Regions from separate parts of the Mus musculus genome. Here all the other regions are linked to region 3. Evidence: chromatin loops called from intact Hi-C (ENCODE). Cell type or tissue: left cerebral cortex. All regions are shown on one strand.

Region 1 (8,000 bases), 380 kb after region 3:
TTCAGTCCTTTCAAGTATACAATAGTCACAGGAAAACTCTCTGCTCTTCACTTCTCTCTGAAAGACCAGAAATAGCACTTATACAATGTCTTCATTTCTTTAAAAAATAATTTTTTTGTTAGTGGAAAATGTGTGTCTTCTCAGGTCTTCCATGGTCTGGGTGCTAATCAATTTCCTTCCAAAGGAAGGTCTGCAGGTCCAATTCTTTCTGTTCCAATCACTAAGGTTCTGTAGGATTGAGGCAGCAATTCACACACAACCTCTCACCCACAACCAAAAGGACCAAAGTCTAATAAATACAGGGCTGGATTGAGAAGTCCACCCACAGATGTCCATGGATATTAAGGCATTCCCCATTCCAATCAAGCCATCAGTGTTTAGACTCTACCTACTCATTTGATCTCTAGTCACCTGACTTTCAGTTGGCATCAGTCTTAAAAAGCTAGAAAAGTAGAATGGCCACTTGTAATGGCTCAACAATGAGAGTCTAAACTACATGTCCTAGTATAGCATTCACATTTTCAATCAAAAGACTGTAGTTCAGACCTCCTGCCTAACTTAAGGCTAGCTTCTACTATGCTATGGTACTTTGTGTCTCTGTGTACCTTAATGTCCATTAAATGCAACTCATCAATTAATTACTGGTTACTGGTAGCCTAGGGATCAACCACAACAAACCAGACGGATCAACCACAGATGTATCAACTCCACATGAATATATTTTATAAGTCTAACAAAATACCTAATATACCTTTACCTCGGGTATATAGAACTGCAGCATTAAGAAAGCACTTTTACAAATGATGATGAGTGTTTCAAATGCACTAGAGAGCAGTTAATCTCAAGCTATCTCAAGAGAACAGATATAAATATGTGCTGGAGAGCTAGTGAGCTAGCTTAGTACGTCACTTGCTGCTCTTCCAGAGGACCAGGGTTTGAGTCCCAAACTCACATGATATCTTATAACAATGTGTAACTCTAGTTCCAGAATATTGAGGAGCTCTTCTGGCCTCTGAGGTACAAGCATAAATGTGGTACACAGACATACATGCAGTTAGAACTTCTATACATTCAAAATAAAGTAAATAATTTTAATTTTAAAAATGAGGGGAAAACAGATTCAATGGGTCTCCTAACTCCTAAGTTATCAGCAAAGAGGCTGGAGAACAGAGGCATTCCGCTCGTGTCTACTCTGGCTTTCATTAACTATCACCAATAATCTCATTTAATTCCAAACTGAAGTCTAGTTAAAATAAACTACAACTACAAAACAGCTCTAAAAGTGTTTTTCTTAGTCAAACTAATCTTTGTGCACTAAAAGAATTAGGATTCTAGATAGGTAGAAATGATGCAAAGGTCTTTGTACCACCTCAATACACTGTTATCTATGAGGAGACCATCAAAGTCTTAATTAAATCAAGTGGACGTAGGGGAGCCTACTTAGAGCAAACACACATACACATGGTACAATTCCAAACTGCAATGATTGGACTCTTGTAGTTATGAAAATTTTCGGCACGTGTTCAGAAGTTAATACACGACACACATTTTCAAGTAATAAAATGAGCTTTTAAATCTCGGATTGTGATGGAGCTGATTACTGCTTTTCATGGCTTACTAAACAAATGAAGACAACTGCTAAGGAATGCTTATCAAGTGCAACTCTCAACAGTTATTTTTTAAACTCATAGAGACAAATGTGTTTAGGACGGCAACAAACTCTTACTCCTAAACAGATAAGAAGCCAGCCTCAATCTAAAAGCTCAGCTTTTTAAAAAGTCTCAATATGTTGCTGTTATTAAAAAGCTCAAGCCTTGCATTATGAGAAAGAACATGTCATGACCACACATATGTTAATCTACCACATAGAATTGCACTTCAGAGAGGTGAAATAAAAGGACACAGTGCTCCCACAATCCCATCTCCATTTGTGACAAATATTAAATCAGTTCTCTCAAATAGACTCTCCTGTATTTTTACATTTGGCTCAGATGCCATTGTATGATTCATATTATCAATCTCCTGTGATAATCTCTCCACCAAGAGACCTTCACATTTGCATTACTCCTGACATTAAAGACTGTATTATGAAATGTCTGCATTTAGGAAGCATTATTTTCCAAAGTACAACATCAAGACCTCCAAAATTTTTATTTTAAACGTAAAACAAATCGTAACCACTCTTCACACCCTTTACTGGAATTGCTTCCCTGAATGATGACAATAAAATCTAAAAACCCTGCAGTAGATCACTGTCCTTACTCTCCATGAAGGTGACAAAACCCAAACAAAGATATGCTGGACGTTGCCATTATTCAGTGCTGTCTCTTGACTGAGTGTGCTGCCTTATTACAGAGAGTAAGATGTGCCATACATACATTCTGATCACACCACAGGCTTCCTGCCAGAAATGCCATTTCAAACCATGAGCTTATTAACAAGAGTACAGTTTCGTCCTAATAGATCCTCTGTAGACGGGAACATTATACACTTCTTTCCCAAATGTATTTTTTTTCTTGATAGAGAAAGTATATGATCATAAACGAGGCTTTAGGTATCAGGCCTACACATAGCTACTACCTGCTCTTTGTGGCTGTACGAGGCTCCCTGGAATGGGATTAAGCCTTTCCGGGTGATTTAGATAGTATTTACAGAGCCCCTCTTCATGCCAGCGAGAAGTACATGCCACACTCCTGTCCCACTGAGAAGGCTGGGATGTGCACCAACTACTTCCTACTAATATCCACTTCCTAACTGTGAGCAGACGAAATATGCTCAACTGGTTATACGAGTTTACATAAAATAACACCTGACCATATTTGATATTTTGTAGTGATTCACTGCTTGTTCATTTTTGTAAAGCAGCTAAGATTATTTCAAACTGGTTGGCAAGTGAGCCAATATACAGAAATTATAAAACATTAAAAATATTAAGATGACTATGGTGTTGTGCTTTTAGTATTTTATTTTGAAACATTAACTTTTAAGAGTAAATGTCTCACAAGCCATTACAACTGTTTTACTGTCTGTCTCATAAGAACACCACAATAAATGACATTGGAACGTTGTTGCTTGATATATAATATGCGCTGTATGAACAATTTATCACTAAACTCGAGTGATTTTTCAGTTCTTTTAGATCTATTCTGTCAATTTTCCTACAGTAAAATTCTGACTTTAATTTTAAATGTGGCACAATAATCTGAATCTAATTTATTTTCTCTAACGTATGTTTTTATCCTGTCAACAAAACTCATATTTCAGCAAAAGCAATTACATTACAGATTTAAGTTCTTAACATATACAAGCATTCTAAAAGGTCACTGGATCAACAGAGAAATTAATATAAACAAACTCTTAAAATACAAATGCAGAACAAATTGCTTCCTGGTATTAGTATGAAGTAGACCTAAGCTCATTACAATATCAAAAGTAATTAAGGACATACAGTAGAGCCAAGTGGCACACTCTACCCCATTTACTGAACTGTAACCTAAGCACACAAAAACCATGAAATGAACAGGCCAAGACAAAAGAAAATTGCCCAGTACTCTCAGCTCCAAAGCCGGAACTCACTGATAAAATGCATCTTTAAAATTGCTATACAAATAAAGCAATCCTGCCATCTGCAGGCTGAATGGACTACAGCAGAACAAAGGGCAGGTGACTTAAAGCCAGCACAGGCCACAGAACAGCAAGACTGCAGCGGCGAATAGAGGTTATTTCAGAGTCTCTTTAAAATAAACCACTGCTTGCAGGCTGTCTTTGCACCATGCTACTTTGCTGTGGTGCTAGGAGAATTACTGAGAGGTCACAGGGAGGCTAACAAGCATTCCAAAGACAGTACATGATTTCCAGTTGCTACCTACCCTACTGTTTGCATATAAGCAAAGAGTGAAACAACACACCTAAAACGACAACCGCTATTCAACTCTAGTAAGTTTTGGAATAAAATTATGAAATTTCACTCCCTGCCACAAAACTTATCTAACACTGAGGGGAAACCAGCCTTGAATTTTCATTTTGAAAAAAGAAATCAATCAGAAAGTGGAGAGCAATAGTACACAACTTTGGAAGTAGAAAAGTAACAGTTACCCAAAAATAAACTAAAAAGACCCTAGCTGCATCTTAAGTCGAAAGACTGAGGTGAACAAAGCAGAGGTGGGTGACTAGGTGTCTCAGCCCCATGCTAGGTACCAACCAACCCCATCCCATAAAACAGCATACAGGACTCTGTTCTCTAAAGAAAACTTAGAACTTAGGTTCAACCTACTCATCTTGGGATATACAGAAATGAAAAACTGAAGTCAACTGAAACATTAGTTGATGTGAGTAAAAAAGTTGTGGAGTAAAAAAGTTGTACAGGACAGCAATTCCTGCAGGAAATGAAAAGCAAGGGTAATAAGCTTTTAAAATATGGGATGCCTCTGAGGTACACAGTATACATTTAGTACAAGCAGTGTCTGTGAAATAAACAAGTATACACAATAAATGCACCAAGTACTGAAAGACGAGAACTCTAGTGACCAGAACTCACCCCCAGACAATGTCTAAGATGCAAGCAAGAGGGTTGGCTAATTAATGCCAGAAGGAAGCTGAGAGTCAAAACCCTTGGCTTTTAAAGAAGATGACTGGAGAAGGGGAAGGCATGGGGAGAGATCTACTATAGGGTTATTAGCCTCTATGGTTATTTTGCCATATGCCATGTGTGTGTGTGTTACCGTAGTAAATGAAATATTTTCTTATTTAACAAGTATACACATATTGATAAGATATTTAGTTCTTAAAAGCATCAAGACTGGAGAGCAGCACTAAACTACCTGGGTCCAATTACAGCTCCACTGTCTGTAAGATGCTTTATCATTCTGTACGTCAGCTTCCTCTTCTGTACAACCACGATGCACATTTTCATAAAGAAATGAATGATAGATACAAAGTCATTACGATGGGCTCTGGAGAGGACTAAGTCCCCACTACTTATTATTGGCAGGCAGCATATTTTTGATTGGCACTTAGAAGATGGATTCCGGGGTATCTACATAGTTGCTTATGTGCACTGAAATACTCTATAGTATTCTAGAACATCACAATCCTTCCTGGAGTAATGAGAGACGGAGTCACAGGTGGCTTTCACCTTCCCAGCCTAAATTCTCCCCTCCTCCAGCCATAATCACTCAGCTAAGCTACATTAACTCCTGTATTTGCTCTATTTCATCTCTATGCTAACTGTTTCTCTTATTAAAATCACTGACAAATGTTTTATCTTCAATGTTACCACAGCTAAAAGCTAAATTTGCAGTTTGACAAATACCCATGGAGTAGTCTGTTTTGCCAGCCTATGCCTAGGCAAAATCAGAATTTTGACCTCAATGAGATTATATATATATATAAGATGGAAATATTTTCAGAATATTCCAAGGGAATACTTTAAAAATTTGTTCTCCAGTAAATTGGAAAACTTTAAAGAAATTGATAGATTTCTGGACTCAGCCAAACCACCAAAATTCAAGTGAGGAAATTGAGATGATGGAGATGATGATGATAAGAAGAAGCAAGCTAGGGCCACATGAATTCACAGCAGAATTCTACTAGCCACTCAAAGGTCTGCAGCCAGTTCTTCTTAACTATTTAAAAAGACAGCAACAGAAGGAGCACTCTCAAACTCTTGTAAAGTCAGGTGGTTCTAATATCAAAACCTGATAAAGACACAGCAACAAAAAGAAAACTCTAAACCAATATCCCTGATAAAGAGATTAAAAATGTTTGATAACATACTTTCAAACAGAAAGCAGACATACATTCACTATAATCAAGTTGGCTTTATCTCTGAAATGCTGGAAAGTCTCAATATATGCAAGTCAATAAATGTATAAACCACATAAATGGGCTTAATAGACACAGACAAATCCTTTGACAATAGCCAACATGCCTTCATAATAAAATTATTAAGAGAATTAAGACTAGAGGGAATATATCGCAACATAACAAAAGCTATATATGAGAAACCCATAGCCAACATCATCATAAATGGAAAAAAGTTTGAAGCAATTCTACTTAAGTCACGAGTGAGTCGGGGATGTCGCTCTCCCCACTTCTTTTAAGTAATATACTTGAAGTGGTAGCTGGGACAATAAGGCAAAACAAGGAAATGAAAGAAATAGAAATAGGGAAGGATGAAGTCAAACCATCCCTACCTGCAGAGGTCATGATACTATACATTAGAGATCCCCAAACTTCTACCAGAAAACTTCTAAAATGATAAACCCAGCAATGTGACAGGATACAGAATCAGCTTGCACAAAGCCATAGCTTTGCTATATGCCACCAACAAACACAAAGAAAAAGATTGACACATTCCCAGTCACAATAGCATCAAAGAAAATAAGATAGAAATAAACCTAACCAAGCAGATAAGGACCTCGAGAGTGAAAACTCTAAACCACTAAGAGAGAGAGAGAGAGAGAGAGAGAGAGAGAGAGAGAGAGAGAGAGAGAGAGAGAGAGAGAGAGAGAGAAAGAAAGACACTAGAAAATGAAAAGACAGCCCACTCATGGATTGGCAGAATTAATATTGTGAAATGACCATTTTACCACAAGCTATTTACAGATTCAATACGACATCAATCAAATCTCCATCTCATTTTTCAGTTATAGAAAAACTATCCTAAAATTCATATGGAACTACAAAAGACCCCAGAAAGACAAAAATAATTCTGAACAAAAAGAGCAACGTATTTCAGAGACATAGTAATAAAAACAATATACAAAAGGCACACAGGCTAATGGTGAAGACTCACACACAAACACATGTAACTCCAGACAATTAATATCTGACAAGGATGCCAAAAACCTAAGCTGGAGAAAAGAAAGCATCTTCAACAAGTGGTGCCGGGAAGAACAGATGGCCATAGGAAATTAGACCCATATCTAACACCCTGCACAAAAACTAACTCCAAATGGAAATGTGAAACCTGAAACACTAAAGCTGCTGAAAGAAAACATAGGTAGTGTCCTACGTGATACAGGCATAGGAAAGGCTTCCTGACAGGAGTCCATTTGCCTAGGATTTAAAGCTAACAATTGACAAATGGGAACGCAGAAAACTTAAAAACAGAAGAAGCGGTCATCAAGTGAAGAGGAAGCCCAGAGAATGGGAAAGAATCTCTGCTAGCTGTTTCTCTAACAGAGGATTAGTATTTTCATAGAAGATAGATGTGCTTATTTTAACATAAACATTAAATCCTGACGGACTACCTGAAGGACATCTTTAGTTCAAGGTCAGCCTGGCTGTATTGTCTACAGATACAATCATCAGGAGTTACACTTGACTTCTCTAGTGTAGACACTGTTTGAATTATTCTACTCTTTAGCACGGAAACTTTTATATTATGTCATACAGTGGTTAAGACTCTGGCAAGCCTTAGCTTACTGGGGATTCCCTGAGTGAACTACATGGAGCCAGAATCGATGCAAAAAACCAAGAGGAATTTATTGTTCCAGTGCACTGGGGTTGTCCCAGACCCGAAGAAGAGGCAGTGACCCCAGCAGTCCGTTCTGCCAGTTTTTATATGGTTTCCAGGGGAAGACTAGAGCATCAGCAAGTAGACACAACATGACTGGCAGAACAATGCACCCTTTAAACTAATTGGTCTTTAGGGAATGAGGTAGTAGGGGCTTACTCAGCCTCTCCCTTCTGGCCTACATGCTCTCTAACCTGTCTCTTCCAGAAAAGGGGTAGGGGGAGTCTGGTGGAATTTTCTAGCAGCTGAGCTGACCTCTTCAGTTACTAGTTCAAATATTTAAATGATGGAAGAAATAACGTCTAACAGCTAAAGGGAAGAAGTCAGTGGTGTGGGGCTGTCGTCTATTTGTCTCTCTCCACACTACACTGAGTGGGTTCCATCAACTGAGCTCAGCCTATGGGCAGAACAGTGAGGACACTGAAGGGAGGGAGAGAAGAGTGAAGTCAGGGTTTCATCCCCAGCTCCCTGCGGGATCACC
Region 2 (8,000 bases), 370 kb after region 3:
TGTACCAGAATGAACAACCAGGTGATTTTTCCTCAGTCACAGGAGCTCAGGACTACTAATATTAATATTTTAATGAAGTAAATTTAGCTTTTAGACGGTATTTATCACACATCTAAAAGGTACCTACCTCCTTTGTCTCCAACAGGATGTTCTGACCAACAAGTAATTTATTGACAACCATGTTGTGCACTAAGGATGTAGTCGTGGGAAACATGACCGGGTTTGTCTGTTTCAATTTCTGACTCAAGGAACTCCCTACATCCCTAGTAAAGTCAGCAGGGTCAGCAGTCAGCATGCTCTGGGAATATCCAGGAGGCCTCTAACTCATCTAGAAGGAAAGAGAAGCTCCCTAGGATAAGAGGACAGCTCCCCAACCCCGAGAAGACGAGTGGGCAGTGCGCCAGCCACGCAAGAAGGTGCACAGCCAGAGAGCCCTGAGACCACAGAGCAGGGGAAGCCATGGAGACCAGGCTGCAGAGAGGCACGAACAGCAGGAGAGCTGTTGCTCCAGCCTGCCCTCCTTGTGCATCTTCCTCAGATGCTTCAGGAGAGGCCCATTTCCAGCAGAACCCCCCACCCAATGCTCCAGCTGGAGGAATGGGAGAACTTACTAGATTAGGCGACTTTTCAAATACTTCTTAGACGCACAGACAATAAACTCTGGTCATACAGAAAAAAATACTGTGGTATTATTTTTCACACACATTTAAATTTCAACTACTTTTTAAGAAACATGTACAAACTTACTTCGGTCATGTAAGTTTCTGAGTTACTCAACTGACACACTTCTGTTTCCTCTGCTAACTTGGAAAAAGAACCCCAAAGTACACCAGGAAATGCTTTGCTGCTACTGCTGCTCGCTCCTACTTACTAGTCACAATCTCCTTCATAATACGAGAACTTAATTTGTGTCTTCTACCATTACCCAAGTTTCAGCCAGTGCTCCCCACTTAACTTTAGATGGAAATGCTTTGAGGGGCAGAGACTTCAGAAATCCTTAGTTCTTCATAAGGAAACATAAAACTGTCCTTTCCATTTACTTGGTTCCAGCATTTGATTTGCAGCACATTTGTAACGTCTGGAAAAGACATTCTTTTTCTTTCTAAAGCCACATCTCTCTCTATTCGCATAAAGACTGTGTCAGCAATATGAGCATGCTCAGGGAGCCAGGGCACGTGAACAGAGCAGGACACAGAAAAACCAGTCACTTGTTGAACCAGAGTTTAAAACAGAATTATTCCATGAGGAAGCACTGTCTGTAACGATCAGGAGACTGAGGCTGACCAGTCATCACTGGCAGTGCACCCAGGACATTTGAGACTGTAAGGACTCCCAAAATCCGAACCCATGGCTCCAATACAGATTAGCACTGAGCTACTTGGCAGAGTAGCAATGAGAAGCCTCTGCCAATCCCAGACACAAATGATCTCCACAAAGTCATTTATCCTTCCAGTTTTCAGAAAGACTTAAATGTGCAGCTATATAAAAAAAAGGACCTATACGTTTTATGTTTACATAAAAATAAAGTGGCAGATATATGCCTACTTCCCTCCTCTGCACTCTGTCATGTAAACAGATCACTCTGCAAACTTTCAGGTACAAGGCACACACGTAAGAACGGAAGGCACTATGAACGCCTACCCTACAACACAAGGTTCAGCTCTGCCCAGCAGTCTATGTTCTAGTGGGTCGTTCTTAGCTGAGGATCACCGTGGGTCCTCAGCATCACGTGGCTGGCTGCAGAAGATGGCAGCTCCTCTGCTACCTGCACCATTTTCTCCTGGTCCATGTCAGTGTTGGAGGTGGTGCAGGCCTGGAACAAGAGTGTGAGCCCAAGGAGGAACCAGAGCAGAGGCCGTTGCCCAGCGCCGAAGCCAGCACCATCATCCTGGTCCTTTGTCCAGATAAGCAGCTGACACAACTGAGGATGAGCCCCACAGAGGCTTCCCCCATCTCCGACATGTCTCAAACACAGTCAGCCGCAATGTGTTAAATGCAACCAACTGCCTCTTACACAACAATTTTATTCTACTGAACGAGACCAGACATGTTTCAAAGATGTGTGTAGAGAATGGCCAGCTGTTATCTGTTCAGCGAGTGGTCAGATCTGTATGAAGAATACGGAAAATGTGCCTGTCATTGCTACAGGGAGTCATGGCAGCCATAAAAGAAGCCAGGCAGAAAAGCCTGTTTTCCCCTGTTCTAGAAGAAATGTTGAGAAACACTAGGTAGGACCATCAGGTTGGCGAGAGCGGATGCTGAGAAGGGAGTGGCCACCTCAGACAGCGGGTGTCTCTGGCGTGAGAGAAATGCTCTACAACTGAACTGAGGTGGCGGTCACGTCAGAGTGTACTGAAAATCACTGACTGTTACAGTATGCAAATTATCACCTCGATAAAACTGTCAAAATAGTCCTGTACTGAACAAACTGTGAAGTTTACTTTTCAAATGTTTCCACTTTAGCATCACAGACACATGGCCAAACACAACAGAAGCCAGGGCCTCTGTGACAGCTGACTCCACTCTGATGACTCCAGAGGCACCCCAGGGGCACCTACTCACACTGCATGCAACGCCCTTCAGAATGACATGACACTAGTTACAGATCGTCAAACATCTTACATCAAAGTGGTGTGACACACTCATGGTTCTCAGTCACGTGAGGCAAGGCAAGGCACAAGGGCAGACTCTCAGCAGTCACATTTCCCACTCACTGCCTGCTCCATCCCTGCCCTGCCAGCCTGCGCACCATCATCTCAGTCTGCTTTTGTTCCACAGAGAACAGACTTTTACACAGTGAGAAACTCGAATCTTCTAAAATACACTTGACTTTTGGTTGAGAAATAACAAACTATGTTCACTTTAAGTGGGAAACACTGAAATATACCCCCAAATAGGAAACTTTCAGTAAGGGGGGAATTACAGCTCAACTCATCTTTCAAGAGAATGGATATGTGGATACAGCTTAGAGTTTTCAAAGCACCTTCTCTAATTTTTTGGTGTTTTATTCAACTCTTAGACTGAAATAAAATATAATATTGAATACAAAGCTACTATTCTGACTCATTCAAAAGACAGAGATAACTTATATGTTATTATCTTACTTTTCTGTAACTTAGAAAATGAAATGAAGATGTGTCCTGCTAGAATTCTAAAGCCAAGACTTAGTTTCACTCAGTCAGCTCATTCCCAGGGTGGGCAGCCCAGTGGACAGACGTGGTGAATCTTGCGGTAGGATTCGCTGTACTCTGACCATCTTAGCTTCGAACACACAACAAACATGTACTCGCAGGACTGTCTGACGTGGCTGTAATTACAAAGCCTCGGATTCTTAGGAGCCCTTAAAGCTTATGAAGATTGCACTTTTTAAAATAATTTTCAATGGCTGAGAAAATTCTGCGTTTCTAAGTAATATGATCCATGGGAGTCTATTTTAGCCTTTTCTCTTCATGACTTAGAGCTTTGGCTATTTCCATATTCATTACAGCAGGATGTTGGCACCCCTAAATAATGACTTGAAAAGATTAAGTTCCATCAACTTTGTGAAATTATTTTAAACGATGTCAGAAGCTATGCAGAGCTAGTCCTTAAAGTGCTTCTTCGGTGAAGCACTGGCTTTGGTTTATATGCCTCCCAGAGTCCTAGAAAGCACTGTCAACTGTTTCTTTGAATATGTTGTCTTCCCTCCTCTCCTCAGTCTTATTGGCTATGTCTCATTTTATTCTTCTCAGTCCCAACTTCTTTTTCTAACCTCCCACTGCTTTACCTTCCTATGTGGCCTGAAAACGCTCATCCTGCAGTTCACAAATCTGTGGTGTGGGTTTTTTGGGGATGGGGGGTGCAATGTGGTTCTGCATCCCCTGCTTCCTTCCTTTAGGGTGTCCTGATGCCCCGGCACACCAGGGGGATGGAAGGATTTGTGGGCAGGGGTTGGGGGAATTTAGTGCTACAGTTCTTTACACAACGGCCTTCTCCCATGATCTTCAATGAAACAGCTCTTAGAGGATCTCAGCTTGTACACAAACCTTTATTCAGGGTGGGCTTGATTGCATGCAGTCTATTCCAGGTGAACCCCAGGTATATAGGGACTTTGGAGAGTGGGAAAGAGTTTTCAGGGTAAATGAAAATCATTGGCTGGAGTTTAAAGTTCGTGAATGCCTTATTTGTATAAAGAGACATTCTAAGAATCATAGGTACTTGCTGGGCGGATCCTTATCAGGAAAAGAGGAAATGTACAGGTCTGCCAAGGACTAGTCAGCTAGTCGTCTGTGCCCTACACGCTTCATATGCTATCTGGTGAACACTAGATTGCACCATTTAACAGTAGTGTTTGCTTTAAAGACACCTGTGCTAACTGCATCAATCACATGGGGGTACCATCCAAGTCCTGGCCAGAGCTAGTCCCATGCTCCTCCTTCTGTTCTTTCTTAAACCCTTGCTTGATCCGCCCCCAAGACAAACACCAGGGAGCAGGGACCTGCTGGCCTACAACTTCTCAGTATATCTAGTGATCTGAATACAGGCTAAAGATCTGTCCTCTTTCCTTCAAAGTTAAACACTTTGGAGCATGAATAAAGAGGATGAAAGTATAGTTAGAGATGTGTAATAAGATGCTGGCCAGTGGACAATATCTGGAGGGGACAGACGTGGTGAATCTTGCGGTAGGATATCTTAGTACCAATGGAACAGTGACCAAAAGATGGAAAAAAGAAACGGAAAGCAGATCCCAGAGGGCCGTTCCCACCTTCCTTTACACTGCTGTTACAGCTTTTCCTTCTCTGACACAGAACCACAACACACTCACCTCTTTGGCCTGGATTTTCAGGTTGTTTTTTTTTTTTTTTTTTTTTTTTTTCTAAACCCTTTTCATACTAGACCCTTGTGGTCCGGTGAAACGGCTGCTGTACACAGTTGACAAGCACAACTTTACAGACAGGTTTGTACCAAGTATTTTTAATCACTTAAAAGCACCAACAGTCAAATTCATCTGGTGATTTGGAAAAACTAAAGAATGATTTCTTAGTTTGGAGTATACTGCAAAGGTACTAAGAACAACTTCTAAAGTATGTTTGTGTATACATACATATATGTATGTGTGTGTGTGTGTGTATAACAAAATTTCAAACACACACAGAAGAGGCAAGGAAAGTTAATGAAGTCATAGCATCAAGAGACTCATAGCCAGTCTTGTTGCATCTATTCCTGTCCTTAACCTCAGAGCTCCCACCAGTGTTACATCAAACCCAGTCACAGACATAGCATGATGCCAAGTCCTAGCTCTTGAAGATAACTGCAGCATCACTAAACTTCTAAAAAAAATGGTCCCTTCAGAGCATTAAAATTCTAGTCACTTTCAAAACTTGTCTTCTGTTTGCTTGGCTCATAGTCAATGTAAAGTCTACACACCAGCTTTAGTCTCAAGTCAGTTATAGTCTGCGTGCCACTCTCGAAATTATGTGTTCTAGAAGCTGGCCTGTAGCATTCCCTAGTCTGTGGCTTGATGACTATTCCTCATGCATCCTGAAACAGGTTCCACTTCTTGCTGATATCCAGGAACATGGCAGGCTTAAATGAAGTACATTCAGTTTCTTTTCTGGTAGGACTACTTCACCACAGGTGAGGTATATTAACACCAAGAAGCACAGACCGCCTGACTGCCGTTCTTACCATGATGCTAGCAGCCGGACAATCGCTAGCTACAGCTCTTACTTTATAACAGACTGTACAACAGTGATACACTGGCATTAGAATGACTTCTACGCAACAGCTGAGGTATGCTGACAAGGAGACATTTCTTCTCGTTGATTATTTGATTACCGTCAGCTACAGTTTGGAGGAAAGATGGGGAGAAGTAGCTGAGTCTTTCCATCTATTACTAGTTTCAAAATGAGGTCATTTCCTAGTTCATTTCCTCTCAAGTTTTTCAACCACTATTTGTTTTCAGTACTGAGAACTCAGGGTTCAAACACACTCTGTGTATACTCGAACACCAGTCATTGTCCTTACTGATCCTTAAACAGCCCTACCTTTGGCTCCTGGTCTATAAAATTCCCTCTTAAGTTTTGGATCATGTCCTTGCTTTCTGAACTAACAGGATATTCTAGATACACAGGCATAGTTCCTGCTCTAGCAGTAGCCAATCTCCAGAGTTCCACTCACTTCAGTGGGAGCTGGGACTTAAGAGACTGGAGTGTGGATGCTTTATGGCGGGTTGGTCTTTGTTTCTACACCTTTCCAGGAAAAACCTTGACAATTATTGTCACGGGGTCTTTATTTACTCTCTGCTACTATTCATCTGTTTTGTCTGTGACCCACACCAAAGTCCAGGCTACCCCGATCCATCCACCTCCATTCCTTTGATGTAGTCTATAAAATACATATATGAGCCAGACATTAACACTACCAATCCAACCATCATAATGTAGTCACGCATCCTAACAGCTCACGACTGTTTTTGGAGCTCCTTCAGCTAGACTCTATTAGGCATTTATAAGCAAATATATTGACATTTAAAATAGCTTTACCAGCAACTAGATATATGTTCACCTATTTCAATTTGACTCAACATTAGGGCACTTTCACATTTTAAATTTGTTTTAAGATCACTCAAAATATGTATTTGTCCTATGTCAAAGAGAAAAATAAATCTATATTCAGAGACATCCACCCTTTCTGTCTCCCCATTCTGTCCTCTCCATTACAACCACTGCCATTTTTAAGCTTTTCTCTTATCCCTTTCTGGGTGCTGATTCCATGGTCTTTCACCTGCTAAGCAAGTGCTCTCCCACTGACTCTACCTACAGCCCTTGGCTACTGAGGCCTGGGCCTCTTTACTCTACCATTGTCTCTACCCTGCTATTTTTCACTGAACATCTCTCCACATTAACAGGAGATACTGCTCACTTCTTTATAGTTACAGACGTTTTAAAAGTTAACCAACAGCACCCAGCTCATGCTGACCAGCATCTGGGCTGCCTCCATTTTCTGCTAAACAGGCAATAAACAGCCTCACAAGTGGTGCTTTCTGTCTTATTTTTACCAGTGTATCACTGGGACATTTAGACTACTTTGCACTCTGAGTCTTTGAGAGCACTCACTTCCACCACTCCATCCATTAGTCAACTGGTCAAACGTCTACATTTCTGTCCATGATATTGAAACACAATGTTTTATATAAATAGTACTTGTTTGCTAGTGTTTTTTAGATTAAATATCTTTTCCCTCTATATTGAAGAGTCATTCCGAATCTTTTTTCCGTAACTTACCTGTCATATATTGATTTTTTTAGGAATAATCAGTCATGCTTTATGGTACATGCTACAAATACTGTTTTTTTCAGTTTATCACTAGATTCTTTTTATTTGGCTTGCCATCTTTTCTGTTATATAAATTTATTACTATCGTTATTACTTTGTCTTATGTGTACGTGTTTGACATGTACATATGCACGTATACAGCGTGTGTGCCTAGTGCCCATGGTGGCCAGGAGAAAGTGCTAGATCCCCAGAACTGCAGTTACTGGCAGTTGTGAGCTACCATCTGGGTACTGGGACTCAAACCCGGATCTCCTGGAAGAGTCAGTACGCTTAACTGCTGAGCAGTTTCTCAAGCTCTACGAAAACTTTTTCATCAAATTTAACACTTACTGCCTTCTTGACTATAGATTCTGAGAGGCAGAGAATTCATTACACTGTCAGCTATATAAGAATCTATCAAGCTTTTTCCTAGTACTTGTGACAAATGTTTTTATTTTTATACAGTATCTGACTTATTGATAATTTAGTCTTGGCACAACACAAACAATGAATATAATACTGTGTGTTTTCACACTTAAAACATCCATGAGTATTTACTGCTCCATTTTCTATTCAGTTCCACCAGTCTGTGTTTTGAAGCACCTACCGCAGATTTAACTGTAGAGGCTTAGGGCCCAGTAAGTAGCAAGCCAGTCCTCCGCTGTTGCTGTTGTTTCTTTTTTAAGAGTGCCCCTTATATTCTTT
Region 3 (8,000 bases):
TGCAGGCTCCTCATATAAGGTTACTATACATTAGGAGTAATGGCGGCTGCCTTGGGGCATGAAATACTAGCTACCTGTCATTTTGACCTGTGCTGGAACACAAAAGTGCTTAGAAAAGGTGGCTGATTTAACTTATCGCTTATTACTGCTTAAACCCAATGATGCTTCTATTGTCCCAAAACACGCACAATTGAGCCCTCCAGAAGTAAACAGCTTTCAACCCTTGTCAATGATATATTTATTACCCTCTCCCTCCAAGCAAATATGTGTGCACCTCACTGATTCTGAATCTTCTCGAGAAGGAGGTTCTGCAGACGCCAAGGCTGTCCCGACACTGAAGGGACCAGGGGAGCCCCTCAGTAGGCTTTCCCAAGACCCTCTGCTCTCTTGGGGAAAAAGTGAGTGTGAGAACATTGGGCCCTTTCTGTGAGCCGCCAAAGGACAGGACATGGGCTTTTCAGATGTCGTATCTGGCAAGAAGAAATATGAACAACAAACTCAAGAAGGCTTTAACTGCTCCTTGGCACTGGGAACCTAGTTTGTTCCACGGGGCTGCCCACAGGGCCTGCTCTCCTGAGATGCGCAGAATCCTGCTTCTTCTGCCTGTGCCTGGGACTTCCACTGCCCTGACACCGGGGGGCGCTGCAGACTCTCTTTTGCTCAGAGCTGGCTAGCTAACCTCTGCAACTGACCCTCAACCCATCACAGTTTTACTTTTATACTAGCCTGAAGTCATGTCATGTGTCTTCCTATAGAAGTCAGTGGGAGCCTGGCAATGGACTCAACACCTCCCCCTACCCCCAGACTCTCTTCACAGAGCTCTTTCCAACCAGGAACAGAAAAATTATACAAGCAAATGACTTTTCACAATAGAAAAAAATTAAAGTAGATGTAAGCAAAAATAATCCTATTCACCCTTTGAGAACTGTGTTTAATGTGTACATGTATAGGTACACACACACACACACACACACACACACACACACAGGGTTATGAGTAATTGTTACTTGATAAGATATTGTTATCTTATCAAGTCTCTCTTTTTAAAACAGCCCAGAAAACCTTTCCCATACACTGTTTCCAAAGTCACTTTGAATAATTGAGATATCTGAGATTGAAGCCCTAAGATTTGAGGGTTGAATACAGAAACCAAGACCTCTCAAGGAAAATCCTTGATGTGACTCTGGACGGGTGTAGACATCTTCTACTTTGACCAAGGAGGGTGAAAGAGGGAGAGAATGTGCTCCAAAGGGCAGCATTTACTGGCATGCTGAGGAGAAGGCATGCTGAAGTTTTACCTGAAGTGGAAGAACAATTTACGCCCTTCAGTTCTCTGGAAGATCTGATTCTCTTTTAGGGGAATCCACACCTGTCCCCCTTTCTTTCTGGGGTAGCTGGTGCTTATGTGGGTGGTAGTTAGAGGCATGCACTTTTTTTGCACCAATATCTAGATAGGGTGAGTGAGTAGAGTTTTGGGAAAGTGTGCTTGAGGTAGAAATGGTGTCTCAGGCCTTGCTGAGACTGACTAATGTTTTATTTGTGTATGTAACCCAGTAACCGTGTGTGTCTATGTGTGTGTCTGTGTATGTACCTGAACATGTATGTGTTGAACAGATGTTCATGTATGTATTGAACACATGTTCATGTATGTATTGAAACAGACTCTGATTCTGTTTTCTGGTGACCAGATGAGTAATCTCAGATAAGTTGATTTCTGGGAACTTCATTTACATAAACAGTTGACAGGCCATATTGGACCATGGTAGGCTGATGCTGTGGATACAACTGGATCTAACCTTGCTAAGTAAAGGAATTCAGTCTCAGAAAGACAGATAGAGTATTTGTTCTCAAGTGTAGTGTCCAGATTTTATATAGAGACATCTTTGTATGCATAACATAAAAGTGGAAATAAAACTACCTCAGGGAATAAAGGAATGTAACAGGAGGTGGGGGTGAGAAGGGGGAGAGAGGTGCTATGAAGGGAATCTACCAAACAATAAAATAGACTTGCATGAAATGTCATTATGTAATCCAGTACTGTGTACACAGAATATAAAACTGACAATTAAAAACATCATTTCTTTCTCATAGATATACAGTTGGGTCACATGCATAATATTGATTTTTCTCATAACCATAGTAGTAAAGATAAAAGAAAGAAGAGATGAATTTAGTTCCGAGAGTGTATTTTGTCTACCTCAGGGCATTTTTATTTGCTTTATCTCCGGGGGACGTATATGTATGTGTACGAGTGCTTGCTTGTGTGTCGGCACATGTCTGTGCAGCTGTGTATGCCCATGTGGAGAGGCTTGAGGCTCTTCCTCTACTCCATCTTATATATCGAGGCAGGGTCTCTCTCTGAACACAGAGCTTGCTGTCTTGGACAGTCTGGCCAGCCTGAATGCCCCCCCCCCCAGGTGGTTCCTTGTCTCTCCCTCCGGAGCTGGGATTACAGAATGGCTACCACACTCTCCTGGCTTTTCTGTGGATTCTAGGGATCCACAGGCTGGTCCCCGTGCTTGCTCAGTGAGTGCTCTACCCACCATGATGGACGCCTCCCCAGCCCCTGACCTATTTTTGGTATTATTTTCAAAATCTTCTGTGTGCTTTCAACCTCTAGCATGTTTCCTCTCCTTACACAGTGTTTGAGAGCATGCTCCAGCTAGTGCGTCTCAAAGTGCAGGTCCCCAGACTGTGGAAGAGAGTGGTGCTAGGATGGATCTCCTTGCAAAAGCAAGAACAAAACAAAACCGTTAACAAACTATCAGAGTACAGTTGTTCCTCAGATTGAGGGTGAGGGAAGAGCCCTTTATTAGAGTATGTTCTTCTGATTGCTCTGTATTGTTGTAGTTATTGCTGTGGATCTTATAGTGTGCATTACTGAGAAATTAAATTTTATCAGTGATATGCTGTACAGACAGTATATCTAAACAGGCAGCATGCGCTTTTGGATGAGGGAAAAGGAAGCACCAGTGTACCCCATATGTGGAAAGGGAGGGGCTGCTTCCTTCACATCCAAGGGTACATGTACGTGTGTGTGTGTGTGTGTGTGTGTGTGTGTGTGTGTTGTGTGTGTGTGTGTGTGCTCGAGTGTGTGCTCGAGGTCACAGTAAGAAAGAGATCACATGTTTTCCTCCTGGTGGCAAAAGTGTGAAATTCCTTAAGAAGTTATTTCTGTGTTGTTTACTGAGTTTTAAGAGAGGCTCAGTTGCTCTCTCCCCCCAACCCCATACTCCAGGCTCTGCTGGGGTAGGGGCAGTGTTACCCACTGTCCAAATGAATGTGTATAACTAAACCAGTTACCGAGTGTCACAGTGGCCATTTAAAAATACAAATCAACATCTCAAGCTGTGAATGTCACTCTTGACAGAACACAAACTGACACCTGGAGTGCTGAAGGCAGCCGGAATAGCCCCTTCCTATACACTTCACTGTCCTCCTAGACACCCTAATGGAAAACTGAGTCAACCAGTGACTTAGGTTCATGAGCCTAAAGGTGTGGCCTGAAAGATTTGATCCTAGGGAACCAAGGCTGTAGAGATCCTGATTTCTGAGCATCTTGGGAGCATCACGTGCTGAGAAACATGTGGAGCGTCAGGCATGTCCTGTGCTGGGAAACACAGTCCCTATCCTGTCAGCTCACCACGAAGAAGGCATCTGTCTTCCTATGGGGGGAGGCCAGCGGGACCCAGAATGGTGCAAAGAAGAGCCTCTAATGTCATCTTGTAGTTCCATAAACAATAAGGTCAGAAATGGCTAGAACACAGGCAGTTCAGGTCCCAGCACCCCCTCAGGAGGGTCCCAGCCTCCTGCCCCAGGACTTACGATGCCTCTGGCTCCCACGGACATCGACACCCATGTGCACACACCCACACAAAGACACACACGACACACAAGCACTTATAGAACTGGAAATAAATATTAAGTAAATGAAGGAAAACATTACGCATGCTTTATATGTGATTTCTTTATATGGTTAAAGTTTCATAAAAAACATAGCTAATTTCATCCAGTAATAGGATGCATTTCTGTTACTTCCTTTTCCTTCCAGAAGGGTGCAGTGTGAAGCTGAGAAAGACACTTGCCTTCCCTGTTATAATGTCCTGCCCTTTAGTAGTTCCTAGACTACAGTTTAAAGATATATCTTCTCCATCTATCACTATCACACTCACTCACACACATGCACAGTCTCTTCAGGAACTCAACATTCATGAAAAAAAAAAAAAAGAATCCCAGATGCTCTACATAGTTGTTTTAAAGCAAGCAAACAGCTCTTCTTGCTGTTGTTACCATGGCAGCCAAACACTCTCCTGTCAATCATCCTAAAGTGAATTATTAATGAGCTTTGTCCAGCACACAGTTAATAAGCACACTTGGTGTTTTCAGGAGGAGGTAAAATGTCGTTACTGTGCTGAGCAGTGCTCCTTGCTGTTCCGTCTTATGGGGAACGGGTCTGCAGGGACCAGCCGTTCACCTTGGCTCCTCTTCGCTGGCTAAGGGCCTTGTTCCCCTGGCATTTAGGAGTTGCATAAAAGGTAGGTCTGAATCATGATTTCAGAAGTAGGTCGTTTAAACCGGCCCCCTGCATACTGCTGGCTGCTTTTCGATGTCCCTCTGACGATTTGACTCACCCCTGCTTAGATAACCCTCTCCCACAGATTAAGGCCATCATCTCCAGTAATTGGCTGACCAGGAACAAGTTCATGTTCTAATTCTGAAAGACGATAGAAGAGGAAAGCCACTGTGTTTGTGTGGCAGATTGAGTAATAAATTCCTGCCCCTCGTTTCTATTTAACAATAAAAGAGATTGAAGTTTAGTAAGGGTTTAAGTTTCCCAGACAAGAGAATTTTACTACAATTTACGTAAGCATTCCAAGCCTCAGTTTTCACATGTATAAGATGGGTTTAAGTTAAAACATTTATTAGTGGCAAGGAACTTGAAGGATCACACCCATAAGTCCCTCCGTGTGCCAGCAATCGCTATTCAGATGATTTCCCCCTCATACTCCTCTGGCATTGGGCTCATGAAATCTCTTAGGATGTATCTGTCTTTTGAGGTAAGGCTTTGACACAGAGTCTCTGTGTATCCAGGCTGGCTTGTAACTCCCTACGTAGCCCAGGCTGGCTGTGGACTCATGGCAATCCTACTTCAGGAACGTTTGTGCAGAGATTACAGGCATAAGCCCCCATTCCCAGCTTCTGTTGACATTCAAAATATAGAGTACAACTTTGGTTTCATTTCATGTGTGTGTTTGTGTGTGTGTGTGTATAGGCAGGTGTAAGTACATGGGTGTGCATGTGTATTTGGAGGGCATAGGCCCATATCAGATATCTTTCTCAACTCTTTTCTGCCCTGTTTTGTTTGTTTTTGGAAGCAGTGTCTCTCACTGAGCCTGTAGTTCACCCTTGGGGTCAGCTGTCTTTGCTCCCTCGAGTCTGTTTCTTTATATCATTTTTTTACTGTGTGCTGGGCATCACAGTCAGGTGTTCATCAGAGATACACAGAAAGTGCTTTAGATACGGACCCAGCTCCTCATCCCACAGCTTCCATTTTTAAAAATAAATATTAAATTTTCTTCTCCATTCTTGCAAAAGAGCATGCTTGAAGCCATCAACAGCTTTTGCTTGTCTTTTCATGGATAATTTCTTCAAAGTTGAATTCTGGTTTGTACTGAACTTCATTGGTAAAAATGTCTGAAGGTATCTAGAATAAATATCTAGTTTAAAAAGCAAAATCTATTATTTCACAGAATGAGTCTATGCTAATATATGCACATTTTTATCTATTTAGCTTTTTTTTTATGTGCATTGGTATTTCCCCTGCTTTTATGTCTATGTGAGAGTGTCAGATCTTGGAGTTACAAATAGTTGTGAGCTGCCACATGGGTGTTGGGATTTGAACCCGGGTCCTTTGCAAGAACAGTCAGTGCCCCCAACCACTGAGCCATCTCTCTAACCCCTAATAGAAAAGGCATGTTTTTTCTTTCCTTATTTCGGATGCAGCATGAGAGTGAAGGATGAGAGATGAGACAGCAGCCTTAGACTGAAGGCCCTCTATTGAAGAAGCAAACCTTGTTGTCAGAAAGAATTAAAAAAAGGAAAACGCTTGTGAGCTAGAGCAAATAAAATTGTTATTTTAAGGCTTAAGTGTGTTCCTTGCTTTTTATTGCTTTTTAAAAATATTATGCTAAGACCAGTTCCACATAGAGATTTAACCACAGAGCCTGCAGGCTCAAGATTTTAAAAATCCTTGAGTATGGTGGTGCAAAGCTGTGATCCCATCACTTGTGGGGTGGAGGCAGGAGGATCACAAGTTCATGGTCGTCTTCAGCCACTTAGTGAGTCTGAGGTCAGCCTGCTGTTACAGGCTTGCCCTCCCAGGGATTCAGAAGCCAAAGCAAGGAGATAGAAAATTCAAAGTCTGCTATGGCAGCAGAGTGAGTTTAGGACCAACCCAGGCCACGTGTGGACCCCATGTTGAAAGAGAAAACTATAAAAAGAGGCTTGTGGCTAATTCTTAGGAGAACATTTGTCTGCTCTGTACTGAGGAATTGCCGGGTAATCTAGGAAACTCCAGAAAAAGAAGACACAGCTTTGAAGAACAACTGTGGGGAAAAGAAAGCGGCACAGGACTTGGCTGCCCTGGCTTCCTGGGGACCTGGTATTCTGACCGTAGTGGGTCATAGACCTGCTGCTCAGGATCCTCTCTGCAGAATCGTCTGCCCAAGGGAGAGCAGGCAGCAGAGCAGTGCAGGGCACGTTTGCTTTAGAGCTGGATGCCCAGGAGCTGGGAACTTGGGCACATGGCTCAACCTCTCAACCTTTCTGAGCCTCCGTTTGGCCAATTGGAAGAGGCAAACAATGAGTTTTTTCCTTGCAGGGAGAACTCATGTGACACGAGCCTGTCGTGATAGGGAATCTGAGCACCTGCTGTCTTCATTCTGCGTTCTGGAAAAGCTGCCCATTTTCTTAACTTGGCAGGGAGACTGACTGGTATTAGAAAGACTCTCAATTTTGAAAGGAAGGAGGGGATTTGCATTTCATTTTCTCCCTCTCTCCCTGTGGGGTCCCTATGGGTCATGTTGTTCAAATGGAGTAGGAGCTTACCATGACCTTACCATGGGTGAATCATCAGCACCACCCCGCTTGGCCTTATTTTTGCATAAACTACATATTTCTGAAATCTCTACGCTAATGCCTCCAACCTAGCAGATAACTGCCGCCTGTGGTATGGGGAAAACCATTGACTGGAACTTTAAAACGGTCAACTCCTCATTCTTAAGACCACCACCATCATCACCACCAACCGCCTCCTCTTCTCTAGTCTTCTAGTGGGAGAGTGAACCTTAATTGTCTAAAATCATCTTAAGTTCCCAATGACTGTAAGTCTCTGTATAGCTAGCTGTCCAGTGGGACAAACATACAAGGGTCCAAACTTCTATGATGGAGACTTGGAAATGAGGGTGCTGATAAATGTCCCACCCTGGCATGTAGGTAGGCATCTCCAGCCAGCTGACAAGTGTTTTCAATGGCTTGATGAGCTGATATCCTTAATCTACAGGCCAGAAAGCAGAAGCCCTCTGAGACTCTTTTAGGATTCTTGGATCCAATGTGTGCTTGCTGGTTTGATTTAAGGCAATGTGTTGTGCAGATGTCCTGTAAGTGGGTCCTTTTTATCCAGGAGGGTGGAGGCACATTTACATTATCTATACATTCCTTCTCAGAGCCTCTTGGAACTCAAGGATGAGATCAGACCAGGTTGGCTATTTTCCATGTCCCCTGTGACATCCAAGCTCATCCTAAATTTGGCACATGAATGACTTTCTTCTACTTTGCAGTTCAAATATCTATAAAATTATGGTATCATCAAAAATACATTCCCAGCTCTAACTGTTAATTAGAACCCAACCACAGATGCAAATCACATTTAACAAGACAGATTCTGTTATCATTCTGTTTCATGTCCTTGAATCCCATGAGATAGCTTATGCTTAGCAATA

Evidence for each region. A loop is a pair of places that touch in the nucleus more often than their neighbours do. Peaks named below come from ENCODE experiments on the same cell type or tissue, not always from the same donor. Only the 100,000 strongest peaks of a DNase experiment are listed, where the experiment ranks them.
Region 1: it touches region 3 in a loop (2.9-fold over the local background); 15 of 42 quality-filtered maps call a loop at or near these places.
Region 2: a loop joins it to region 3, with 2.2 times the contacts of the local background. A loop is called at or near these places in 10 of 42 quality-filtered maps.

Annotation. Positions count from the first base shown.
Region 1 is chr2:103,059,490-103,067,489 of GRCm38, forward strand. The region is part of intron 1 of Pdhx (pyruvate dehydrogenase complex, component X); the gene reads right to left. Among named protein-coding and RNA genes, the nearest start is that of Pdhx, 10 kb to the right of the region's middle. In left cerebral cortex, a CTCF peak has its summit at 3,632 (motif pointing left); a DNase peak (open chromatin) is centred at 3,627.
Region 2 is chr2:103,050,141-103,058,140 of GRCm38, forward strand. The region is part of intron 2 of Pdhx (pyruvate dehydrogenase complex, component X); the gene reads right to left. Among named protein-coding and RNA genes, the nearest start is that of Pdhx, 19 kb to the right of the region's middle. In left cerebral cortex, no CTCF peak of the experiment used is centred here; no DNase peak of the experiment used is centred here.
Region 3 is chr2:102,681,735-102,689,734 of GRCm38, forward strand. The region is part of intron 1 of Slc1a2 (solute carrier family 1 (glial high affinity glutamate transporter), member 2); the gene reads left to right. LOC115489466 (a long non-coding RNA gene) reads left to right here. Exons shown (of 2, transcript XR_003953884.1): 2 at 1-872. Among named protein-coding and RNA genes, the nearest start is that of Slc1a2, 27 kb to the left of the region's middle. In left cerebral cortex, CTCF peaks have their summits at 624 (motif pointing right) and 4,033; DNase peaks (open chromatin) are centred at 609, 3,999, 4,487 and 6,916; H3K27ac peaks cover 3,132 bases.